3 separate regions of the Homo sapiens genome follow, and all the other regions are linked to region 2. Evidence: chromatin contacts called from ENCODE Hi-C or POLR2A ChIA-PET data. All regions are on one chromosome and are shown on one strand. The core of a region is the stretch at or near the end of the contact, and the rest is flanking DNA. Distances in the headings are between cores, read along the strand shown. Region 1 overlaps SULF2 (sulfatase 2). Region 2 holds the start of LINC00494 (long intergenic non-protein coding RNA 494). Region 3 has its middle 17 kb from the start of ARFGEF2.

The links. Hi-C counts contacts between places; a loop is a spot of excess contacts on that map. ChIA-PET counts read pairs that join two places held with the same protein, here RNA polymerase II (POLR2A). Pooled maps may share reads with other maps.
Region 1: a loop to region 2 is called in a map of B cell, with 19 times the contacts of the local background. The contact joins the enhancer-like site here to the promoter of LINC00494 in region 2. A Hi-C loop is called at or near these places in 2 of 168 maps with a recorded cell type or tissue (B cell and OCI-LY7), 5 of 37 single-sample maps with no recorded cell type and 7 of 50 pooled maps.
Region 3: a loop to region 2 is called in a pooled map, with 2.0 times the contacts of the local background. The contact joins the enhancer-like site here to the promoter of LINC00494 in region 2. A Hi-C loop is called at or near these places in 1 of 37 single-sample maps with no recorded cell type and 1 of 50 pooled maps. POLR2A ChIA-PET finds 5 or more read pairs at or near these places in 2 of 52 experiments (HepG2 and MCF 10A).

The regions. Positions count from the first base shown.
Region 1 is chr20:47,725,108-47,729,018 of GRCh38, reverse strand. The region is part of intron 3 of SULF2 (sulfatase 2); the gene reads left to right. Among named protein-coding and RNA genes, the nearest start is that of SULF2, 58 kb to the left of the region's middle. Within about 2 kb of position 1,383, at least 15 of the 41 ENCODE cell types and tissues checked have a DNase peak (open chromatin) inside an H3K27ac peak, as active enhancers do; they include B cell and OCI-LY7, where a contact is called at or near this core.
Region 2 is chr20:48,357,211-48,361,178 of GRCh38, reverse strand. LINC00494 (long intergenic non-protein coding RNA 494) reads right to left here and starts at 1,268. Exons shown (of 5, transcript NR_026958.1): 1 at 1,029-1,268.
Region 3 is chr20:48,902,869-48,906,475 of GRCh38, reverse strand. No RefSeq gene overlaps it. Among named protein-coding and RNA genes, the nearest start is that of ARFGEF2, 17 kb to the left of the region's middle. Within about 2 kb of position 1,730, at least 2 of the 41 ENCODE cell types and tissues checked have a DNase peak (open chromatin) inside an H3K27ac peak, as active enhancers do.

The DNA of each region.
Region 1 (3,911 bases), core at 134-2,633, 630 kb after region 2:
ACTGAACACCACTGACTGTGTATTCTGCCCATTTGTCTCATTGATTGTCTCGTTTCTAAAATGCCAGCTCTCAGGCTGGGCGTGGTGGCTCACGCCAGTAATTCTAACACTTTGGGAGGCTGAGGCGGGTGGATCACTTGAGGTCAGGAGTTTGAGACTAGCCTAGCCAACATGGTGAAACCCCATCTCTACTAAAAATACAAAAATTAGCTGGATGTGGTGGCGCAAGCCTGTAATCTCAGCTACTCGGGAGGCTGAGGCAGGAGAACCACTGGAACCAGGGAGGTGGAGGTTGCAGTGAGCCGAGATCACACCACTACACTCTGTCGCTTGGGTGACAGAATGAGACTCTATCTCAAAAATAAATAAATAAAATGCCAGCTCCCTGGAAGCAGCGGCCTCTGTTCTGTGCCCTCGCGGGTTGCCAGGCCTAGAGAGTGCCCACCCCATCGTAGGTGCTCAGGAGACCTTCCCAGGATGACTGGTGACTAAGTCTCCACATTCTGTCCCCGCCAGCAGCCCACCCCCATCTCTTCCACACTCCTTTCTCCTCTCCCGTTTCTCTCCTCTCCACCCCCACTCCCACCATCTCAGCCTTTCCTCCTCTTTCTTCTCAGCCTCTCTGCACACACAGGGAAGAGAAGACTGAAATTATTCCCGGGATGCCGTCCCTGGGCCCCTGGTGCAGCTGTCCCTGCCTTCACAATGGCAGCCTTCTCTTTGCTTGGCTCTTCTCCTGGGTTTGCTCCCTGCTCTCTTCCTCTCTCCTTGAGTGCACACAAGTGTGCACGCACGCACGCACACACACAGCTCCCTTCTTCCCTCGGTCCAGCTGCCTCTCATCTGCCCATCTTCCCTCCCCCTCTCCGGCCTGTGGGGGGACAGCAGAGCCTCTCCATTCACCCCGTGGAGTGTATCCACTGCTCACAGCAGGTAGCCTTCCTGTCTCTCTGCAGCGAACACCCAGCCTTCCCCACTGTGGGGATCCGAGTATCCACGGGAATTGCACAGCCCCTCCTGGGACCCAGGCTGACCCAGCGTGTCCTCGAGAGGCACGGATTTGCCGCCTCCGTGCACATCTTCAAGCGAAATTTCTTCCTCTAATTTGATAGTCACTTCCTTTCTCTAAGACCTCAGATTTCAAAATAAGTGAAGCACTTGTTTTGAGCAAGAGTCTAAAGAATTAGACTCCGCCTTAAGCGCCCTTGTGACCTTGAGCTGAGACCTCATCCCCTCTGGGCGTCAGTCTCTCCATCTGTGCAGCAGTGTTGTGACATCTAAGCACTAGTCACCCAGTGCCTGTGATAAGACGCCACCCTGAGTGATACGTGACCTGTGCCCACAAACCCAGGAGGAGAGGTTCCCTGCGCCGTAAGAGGAAGTGGCCACGGGGAAAGAGGAAGCTGATGTGAGGCCGATGGGGCAGGGTTTCCGATTGTTTCCAGGCGACACCCTCTCTGTCCCACCCCCTTAGCAGGTGTATCCACTTCCCTAGTGGACCACAGACTGGGTGGCTTAGAACAAAAGGCGATTTTCACAGTTCCGGGAGCCAGAACCCCAAAATCAAGCATCATCAGGGCCACGCTTTCCCTGCAGGCTTCAGGGGAGGGTCCTTTGCCCTTGAGTTCCTGGGGGTTGCTGGGAATCTTGGCACCCCTTGGCTTGTGGCCACATCACTCCAGCCTCTGCCTTCATCTTCATGCGGCCTCCTCCCTGTGGGTCCCTCTCTTCCCGTGGCCTGCTCCTCTCTGAATCAGTGTCCAAATTTCCCTCTTCTGTCAGGACACCAGTGATTGGACTAGAGCCCGCTCTGATCCAGCGTAACTTCATCTTACAACACCATGTTACAAACACGGTCACCCTCACAGGTACCTGGGCAAGGACTTGAGCATATATTTTGGGGAACACATTCATCTCGTGACGGCTGGTTTCTTTCACACATTAAACCCCGCCCCCCCCCATAAAGGCTGCAGAGCCGATGTCAAACTGAGCAAACCTGCCGCTCTTCCCCTCTTCACTGCCCCAGCTGTGGTCCTGGGTGGGGAGCAGTGTGGCCGCCCTGAAGATCAGCTCCATGCGTAGCCTTCCCTTCCCAACCATGGTTTCTCTCAAGGAATCTCCACCTGCAGTGGGCGTTGAAACAGCTGCAGGGTCAAAAGTGAGGGAAGGGTGACTGTGGTGACAGACAGGCACACCCTGTCTCCTGGGCCTCAAGAGGCTTCCGGGGGTTTCAGAGTGCATGAGACCTTTTGTAGTCCTCTCCTAGGTGCTAGCTGTGACTCCCTGAACATTCTGGAATGAGTTAGGCTGGAGCCAAATGGCCCAGTACCGTTGCCACTAGCCACAGGGAGCTATTTAACTTTACGTTAATTACAATTAGCATTTCAGTTTCTCAGGTGCACTAGCCATGGTTCAGGTATTCAGTAGGCGCACATGGGTTCTGTACTGGATAATGCACATAGAGAATGTTTCCATTGGCACAGAAAGGACTCTTGGACAGCAGGAGAATAGAGCCTATGGCTGGGCCTGTAATCCCGGCACTTGGAAAGGTCGAGGCAGGAGGATCTCTTGAGGCCAGGAGTTTGAGACCAGCCTGGGCAACATAGTAAGACCTGTATCTTTACAAAAAATTTGAAAAAAAAAAAATTAGCTGGACATGGTAGTCCATGCTTGTAGTCCCAGCTACTTGGGAGGCTGAGGCAGGAGGATCACTTGAGCCTAGGAGTTTGAGGCTGCAGTAAGCCATGATCACACCACTGTACTTCGGCCTGGGCAACAGAGTGAGACCTTGTCTCTAAAAAAGAAAGAAGAATAAAGCCTAATCAAACAAAATCTTTTGGGAGTGGGGAGTGACACACAGCACTGAGAAGGGGCAATAAAAACGCAGGGGGTGGTGGCTGTCGAACTTTAGGTGAGTGCTTTCCGTGATTCCTCATCTGTAATCCAATCTCCTCCTCCTCATCCCTGCACTCACTTCCCCTTATGCTCCCAGTACCTTGATCTGTCTTCCCAAACCTTCCTGGGTCTCGGGTCAGGGTCTCAGGACAGGTTCCTGTTCTCCGAGCAGCAGACACCATCCATCCCGGGGCCAGCAGGTTGTGCCAGCCCACACAGCGAGTCCTTTGGGAATCCATCCGTGTCGCAGGGGATTTGAGCAAATGAAGGGAAACCGAGTTCCTACACCGAGGCCGGGAGCGGGGCTTCCTCTGTCATCCCTGTGTGAACCCGTTCTAGCCTGGGGGCTCCAAATGCATAGAGGGCTGGCAGGTAGCCCAAAGCAGAGAGGCAGGCTGGGTGGGGAGGGGGTGCCCAGATTTCAACTGTGGACTGTTCACTCTACTTTTTAAGAATGAGCAACTGAAAACACCGGGCAGGCCCACAGCAAACACACCTGAGGGATGGATTGGTCTGCAGGCCACCGGCTTGCAAACTTCTTTCTAAGCTGGTGGTTCTCAAGGGAGCACACCGCCCCCTAGGGGTTAAACTCTGTGACTGCATTGCCGGTGATGGTGAAGGATTTGACTTTGCTGGCTTCCTGGGGGCGGAGACTAAGAAGGACTTTGATGTCCTGCTCTGCACAGCAGAGTCCACGTGGCCCCCACATTGCATTGTATTCCACATAGCTTCTGAGTTTCCTACCACATCACTCATATGGGTAGATTATTTTATGTTTATTGTCATCTGAGTCTTGAACCTACGTCTATTTTATATGTAAATACTGGAGGGTTTTTGCATATTCCCAGGAATGTACGGAATAAGAAAATGGAGGCAATATTATACTTGAGTGCAAAACTTTCCCAAGAGTCATTCCTTATTTCTGAAAGTCCCATCCCCGATGACAGTGCTACGCCAAAGGATTTGAATGGCAAATGTCGCCCGCCCACCCAGCTGCCCTTGTAATTGTCACATTC
Region 2 (3,968 bases), core at 19-2,518:
ACCATGTTAGCCAGGATGGTCTCGATCTCCTGACCTCATGATCCGTCCGCCTCAGCCTCCCAAAGTGCTGGGATTACAGGCGTGAGCCACCGCGCCCGGCCATAAACCAAGTAGAGTTCTTACATGTGCATTAAAAATGCTGGACGAAGTCGAATTTTATTTTTTGTCTATATTCTAGGAATAGTTTATAAACTTTCTATTACCTTTTACATCAGAAAATAAATAAACAGCCTTAAGAATAAAACTATAATAAAAGTATAGAGCAGCCTTGAGGTATGACGTGTAACTGTTTTACCATCTGGGACATTTTTAAGCTTCACAAACTCTCCCTTCTTTGTTGGGATGCCCCAGGGCAGGGACCCTGTCTCCTTTCGGTCTTGGTGGCGCCAGGAACACATCAGGGCTCAATAAATAATTGATAACAACAAAGACCCCCAAAGGAGTCCCTTCACTTTGGGTGGCCTGCTGAACTCCTCAAGGCTTTCTCTTAAGTGCATTTCATTTGTTTTGAATTTTTTTCAACTTAAATGGTTGAAAATCAAAGCCAGGAGAGAGCTGTTGGCTTGTGGAGAGCTGGAAAAGAGAAAAATAAAGAGTGAGTACAGTCCCTGCGGGGCCACAGCGTGGGGCCTGGACCTGGGCACCTGCAGCTTCTGAAAGTCCCTTCTCGGGAGACGGAAGGAGAGGCTTTCATTCACATCCTAAAGCGAGATGAAACCACTTTCTGGTTCCTTTTTTGAAAACGGGTGTTTTTGTACCCAGATGGGCTCTGAGGCATATGATCTAAGAGTCAAAAAAGATTGGATGGTGCATGAAAAAACACTGAAAATCCTTAGTATAAGAAAGGTGGACTTGGAGATTAGAGAGAACGGTCCCTGCATCGGAGTCACTTGCTAACAGGTGTGTACTGAGTACCCACCCCTGCCAGGCACTGCTCTGAGTGCCGGGACAGAGCAGGGAACAAAACACCCCCACCCCTCCCGCCCCCGCCCCCGCCCCCGCCCCGCCCCACCTCACGAGTTACTCACGAGTCTGGAGGACAAGCAGTAGCCATTGAACCTGCAACTGCATGATGTGCGGGAGGTGGGGGCTGTTCTAAAGGACGATAGAGGTGAAGGGCAAGGCCGTGTCAGGGGTCAGGAGGCCTCTCTGAGGAGGTGGGCAAGCCCTGGGAAGAGCACCCCAAGCAGAGGCACAGCAGGTGCACAGGCCCCGGGGTAGGAGAGACCTTGGTGATCCTGGGTGAGGAACAGCAGGGAGGTGGGTGTGGCTGGAGCCACGTGACCCAGGGGGAGGTGGGAGGAGATGAGGTCACAGGAGAGGGCGTGGAGTGAAGCAGTGAGGGGTGACCTGTGGCCTGTGGTCACTGTCTCCAGGTGAGCAGGCTCTGGTGGAGAGCCAGGGCTCTCAGGGGTGGTCCTAGGGGCAGCAGCATCAGCACCCCGGGGCCCTGCTGGGAAAGCCAGCTCTGGGCTCTGCTGAGACCTCCTGAATCAGAACCTCAGGGTGGGCCTGGCCATCGGAGTTTTAACAAGGCCTCCAAAACATTCTGACACTCACCAGAGTCTGAGAGACACAGCAGAGCTAGAATCTGGGCTCCAGTTTTCACCCAGGAGACAGGAGGATTCTGGGTGGAAGGGCAGGAGGGACTGGGGTCCCCCCTAGAAGGAGCGCCCCAGGAGGACGCCACACAGGTGGACATTCGCTCCTCCTGGGAATGGTCTCTAAGGGTTCCTTGGACAGGAAAGTGGCTCTCTGAGCTGCCTTAGCGTTGGAGATGCTGGGGTGAGTGCCCCAGGAGCAGGCCTGCACCTGTGACTGAGGGGCGGGGAATAAACACCCCAGCTTCCCCTGTGTCTGGGTGACTCTGAGGGGCGTCCCGTACACAGATCCCAGGCTGCTCAGCAGGATCGAGTTGGGAAGGGGGTGTCAGGACAGGAAGCAGCATGACTAGAGGTGGAAGAACCTTGGCATATGCAGGGCACTGTGTGTAATTCCATCGGGCTGCAGTGTAAGCTTGCAGAGAGGAGGAGGGAGAGTGGAGTGAGATGGAAAGTGACTGATGAAATGTATGTCTCCCCAGGAACGTCGGTCACGGATAAGCCCCCAGTGAAGGGACTTAGGAAGCCTCTCCCCCTTCGTGTTCTTTCCCCAGAGAGTCTTCCGAGATGGAAATGCTTGCAAGGAAGGAAGAGACACTTTCTATCTTCTGCCATCAGAAGCACAGAAGGGTGAAGCCAGGCACACCCAGAGAAGCATCTCATGTTGTGTGTGGCTGCTGCAGCGCTCTCTTGGGCCCTGGGGCAGGAGATGCTCAAAGGTCAACAGGACTTGGGAAGGCAGCTGTGAGTAAAGCCCCCAGTCCTGGTCCTGGACTCACTGCACCAGGGACCCCAAGGGGCTAAACATGACTGGATTGTAGCAAGCCATTTTCAACATGCAAAGAAGCAACCAGGAAGAATGTCTAATTACAGATGTGCTATTTCTCTCCTCTTTCTTCTTCAACTTTCTCATTACCCTCAGTGACATCACAGCAGCTTCCCCTTGTCCTGTGACAAACCCAGAGCAAGGTGCTTTGGGTGGTAGTCAGAGTGACATGGGAGACCCTGAGTTCCACGTGTCTAAGCCCATATTTCCCTCCTTCCTCCCTAGTTCAAGGAGGTAACCAGGCATGGCGACTCCTCCTGGCAGGCACGTTCACAGGACAGAGGCAGGAGCTACTTGAGAGAGATTTAGCTCATTGGAGCGAGGGGCGGGGCAGAGAGGGAAAGAGATGGAGGAGAAGTTTATTGAAGAATGGAAAGGTGCAATGTTCCCCAGGTCCTAGAGATGCGCTGCACTGCAGAGGGTGGCTGTGAGGTCCCACACCTGCAAGCGGGAGTCACTGGATTCTGCTGGTGGCTGACCTGCTGACCAGAGATGTGAGCCCAGTTTCCTCTTCTATAAAATCAGGCGTAGCCCAGTGGCTTTCAATCCTGGTTATATGTTAGTGACATCTGGGAAGGTTTAAAGATTCCTGATGGCCAAGCTGGACCCCAAATCTATCAGATCAGATCATCTGGGTAGAACACAGAAGCACCAGAGTCGATAATGTCCCTCAGGTGACTCAAATGTGCAGCCAACATGGAGACCACTGACCTAAGCTAAGTCCTGTTTATGAGAATGTTGAGACCATGAAATGCTTAGAGCAGGCAAGGCCCTAAGAAATCACCTGACCCAACTTCTGCCATTCACAGGGGAGGAAACTGGTTTTCAGAGAGGCCAAATCACTTGCCCAAGGACACACAGCACATGAGCGGCAGAGCCATTTCCAGTGTTCCCTCCACCTCTCAACGTCCGAATATGACTAATCTGAAGCTCTCAATTTCACAAGAGAGCTGGGCCTGAGAGACCCACATGGAATCCCTGATTTTCAGGATAGAATCCTAGGCCTCTTGGTGGTTCAGCAGGCCATCCTGTTGCAGTGACCCTGAGGTCCCTCCTTGGTGAAAAATTCCAGGAGGCTTGAAATGTTCTCCAAGGCATAGAAAAGGATGATATGCCTGGAAACTGGAAAAGACTGGGAAATAGATGACAATTTGGGTTTTGTGGCTTCTTTCCCAAAATAAACATGGCAGAATTGCTTCTCACTGAAAGGGCGTCTGGGTTTCATAAACAGACCATAAAGAGGCAATCGAAGACCCAGAACATCCCCAAATCAGCATCTGTCCCTGCGATCTGGCTCTACCTCCATCCTCCTCCATCTCTCTCTCACCCAGGCTCACAACACCAGGAAGTGCTCTTGCCTTTTGGAAGGAGGATGGTCTTCTCCCCAAGCACTTGTCTCTCGGCTCCTCCCACAGGTGGAGGAGGGTGAATCTGATTGATGGGAAGATGAGACTCTGGGTTCCATCCAGTGGGTGGGGCTACTATGCAAATGGTCAAAAGAGTTAGGATGCTTTTGGCAGCAAGTAACAGAATATGCAGCT
Region 3 (3,607 bases), core at 481-2,980, 540 kb before region 2:
CGGTGATATTTCCTCTGATCTAATCACCGTGTAATTCTTCAGCCCTGTCCTTGGCCTCAGGGACACTGCAGTGGGCAAAATGCCCAAGTCTTTACCCTCATCAAGCTTAATTTGTAGCGTGGGAAACAGATCATAAACACATAAACAAACGTGGGGGTGGTTAAAGCCTTATTATGTCATATTTTCAGTTTTTATCAGGAATTAGTTGTTGTGGCTGTTTTGAAATAAAGTCCACAAATTCGTTGACACTCTTCTCATTGAAAGGTGAGGTCTACATCCCCTCCCCTTGAAACTGGTTGGGCTTTGGAGAGTGTTGCTAACAGAATATGACAGAAGCGATGCTAGGTAGGCAGGGCCCAGTGACTCGCACCTGTAATCCCAGTGACTCGCACCTGTAATCCCAGTGGCTCGCACCTGTAATCCCAGTGACTCGCACCTGTAATCCCAGTGGTTTGCACCTGTAATCCCAGTGGTTTTGGAGACGGAGGTGGGACTGTTGCTTGAGCCCAGGAATTTGAGGTCTCAGAGAGCTCTGTCACCCACTGCACTCCAGCTTGGGTGACAGAGCAGACCCAAACTTTAAAAAAAAAAAAAGAAAAGAAAAGAAAAAAGAAATAAAGAAAAAAGGCCAGGCATGGTGGCTCACGCTTATAATCCCAGCACTTTGGGAGGCTGAGGTGGGCAGATCGCCTGAGGCCAGGAGTTGGAGACCAGCCTGGCCAACATGGTGAAACTCTGTCTCTACTAAAAATACAAAAATTAGCTGGGCGTGGTGGCATATGCCTGTAATCCCAGCTACTCCAGAGGCTGAGGCAGGAGAATCGCTTGACCCGGGAGGTGGAGGTTGCAGTGAGCCGAGATCACACCATTGTACTCCAACCCAGGTGACAGAATGAGATTCCGTCTCAGGAAAAAAAAAAAAAAAAGAAGAAGAAAAAGGCAAATTTAGACAGTTAAGGGCACAAGCCTCAGGGACTGCCTGAGTGTGAAGATGAGGGAGAGTAGGTGTCTAGTGTGACCCCCACGTTTCTTACTTGGGGAACAATGGGTGGTCAGGCCATTTACCAAGACAGAGAACGAGGAAAAGCTGGTTTCAGAAGAAGCATGTTAAAGATTCTAACTCCAAGATTACACCTTCCAATAAACATCCCTCTTAAGCAATGCTAGCTTCTGCAACACCTCTTAGATTATCTGACTTTTTTCATAAAAAGGAAAACTTTTGCACCGCTGCCAATGCAATTTCTATATTGGCCACCAGAGAGCACCAATGCTCGAGCAGTTCAACTAGACTCACCACCTGGTCCTGTTTTACACTTTAGAAAAAAAAAAAAAAAAAAAAAAAGCCGGGGGAAAGATTTTGGCTTCATCATCTTGTCTCAGAATCATTCTCGTGAGCTTCCCTGGCACCGGGATAAAATCTGATAGCTATGTCATGTGTGAAAAAGGTTTGGCTTATTGGATCCCTCAGTGCTAATTAGGAAAAAATCTCCTCCCTCACCACAATTTTCCATGTGTGCCTGAGCCCACCTCACGAAGTCCAGGGGACTTTCCTGATTTGTTTTGCATTGCTAGCCTTAGGCAAAACCCAGCACATTTTGCTTCTGATACATTTCCACTGCTGCCTCGTTTTCCCCACTGTCACCCGTGACCTCTGTGCTTCCCTCTCATTGCTGTGCTTCCAGCCCCGGGAACTTGCTCCTTCAGTTGCCTGATGGGAAAGCACAGAGGGTAGTTCCTTCCTAGAAGTGATTTCAGCCCCATTGCCTCCCATCCCCTCGCCTCTCATTCTCCAAGGACATTCAGCAGCTTGTGGGGGGCGGGGTATCAGAGCCTCACAGACCAAAGCCTGGTGTCTGCTGCCCTAGGTCTTTCTCTCTCTCTTTCTTTCTTTCTTTTCTTTCTTTCTCTTCTTTCTTTCTCTCTCTCTCTCTCTCTCTTTCTTTCTTGCTCTGTCGCCCAGGCTGGAGTGCAGTGGCAGTGGCGCCTTCTCGGCTCACTGCAACCTCCGCCTCCCGGGTTCAGGTGATTCTCCTGCCTCAGCCTCCCGAATAGCTGGGACTAAAGGAACGTGCCACCACACCCAGCTAATTTTTTGTATTTTTAGTGGAGATGAGGTTTCACCGTGTTAGCCAGGATGGTCTTGAGCTCCTGACCTCGTGATCCTCCCACTTTGGCCTCCCCATGTGCTGGGATTACAGGCATGAACCACTGTGCCTGGCCCTTTTTTTTTTTTTTTTTGAGATAGATTCTTGCTCTGTCGCCCAGGCTGGAGTGCAGAGGCACGATCATGACTCACTGCAGCCTCCACCTCTCGGGTTCAAGCAATTCTCCTGCCTTAGCCTCCCCAGTAGCTGGGATTACAGGCGCCCACCACCATGCCCAACTAATTTTTTTTGGTATTTTTAGTAGAGACGGGGTTTCGCCATGTCGGCCAGGCTGGTGTCAAACACCTGACCTCAGCTGGTCTGCCCACCTTGGCCTCCCAAAGTGCTAGCATTACCGGCGTGAGCCACCGCGCCTGACCTGCCCTAGGTATTTCTTTCTGTTGTTCTTCTAGATGACTCTAGGACCCCTGACCTCCTGGGGGGCCACTGCTTCCCCTCTAAACCCGCTCCCATGGCAGGCGATTTAGGGCCAACTCCCAAGCCAGATCCCACCAAGGGTGATGGTTCCCAGAGTCCCCTGGGCCCAGCGGCAGAGGGGACCAAAACTACCCACTGTTGTCATTAATGCACCACCTGGAAGTCATTATTTGGCAATAGAATCTCTCTATTCCTGAAGGTACCAAGGCCGTAGGAATTACAGATTCTCTCTGGTCTGGTAAACATTATCTCCCAGACTTGTGGCTGCATAGAATTCATCTCAGCCTGCTGAGATCATTGCTACTCACCTGGTTTTCCCATGATCAGAACTAATTTCTTTCTTCTTTTTTTTTGAGACTGAGTCTCACTCTGTCGCCCAGGCTGGAGTGCAGTGGCGTGATCTCGGCTCACTGCAACCTCTGCCTCCCAGGTTCAAGCAAGTCTCCTGCCTCAGCCTCCTGAGTAGCTGGGACTACAGGTGTGCTCCACCACGCCTGGCTGATTTTTGTATTTTTAGTAGACATGGGGTCTCGTTATGTTGGCCAGGCTGGTCTTGAACTCCTGACCTCATGTGATCCGCCCGCCTCGGCTTCCCAACGTGCTGGGATTATAGGTGTGAGCCACCGTTCCCAGCCAATCAGAACTAATTTCTGTCTTGGGGTTCTCTTGTTGCTTGTGCCTCCATTAAAGCAGTTATCCTGGGATTTTATTCTTTTCAGAGCCTGAAAACCTCCTTTGGGCAAAACAATCCCTTTTACACATCTCAGAATTCCTTAGAGTTGGGATATCTGACATCCGACATCCTCTGACCACACACACACACACACACACACACACACACACACACTCTCTCTCTCTCTCTCTCTCTCTCTCTCTTTCTCTCTCCGCCCCCCCCCCCACCATCACCTGGCTAGACTGTAGATGGTGAGGAGGTCGTTTGCTTCTTTGTTTATCAGTTCCTGGTACTATGGGGGAACACACAGGCATGTAGTGAAATTTTCATGAAAGTAAACTTAAACAACTAC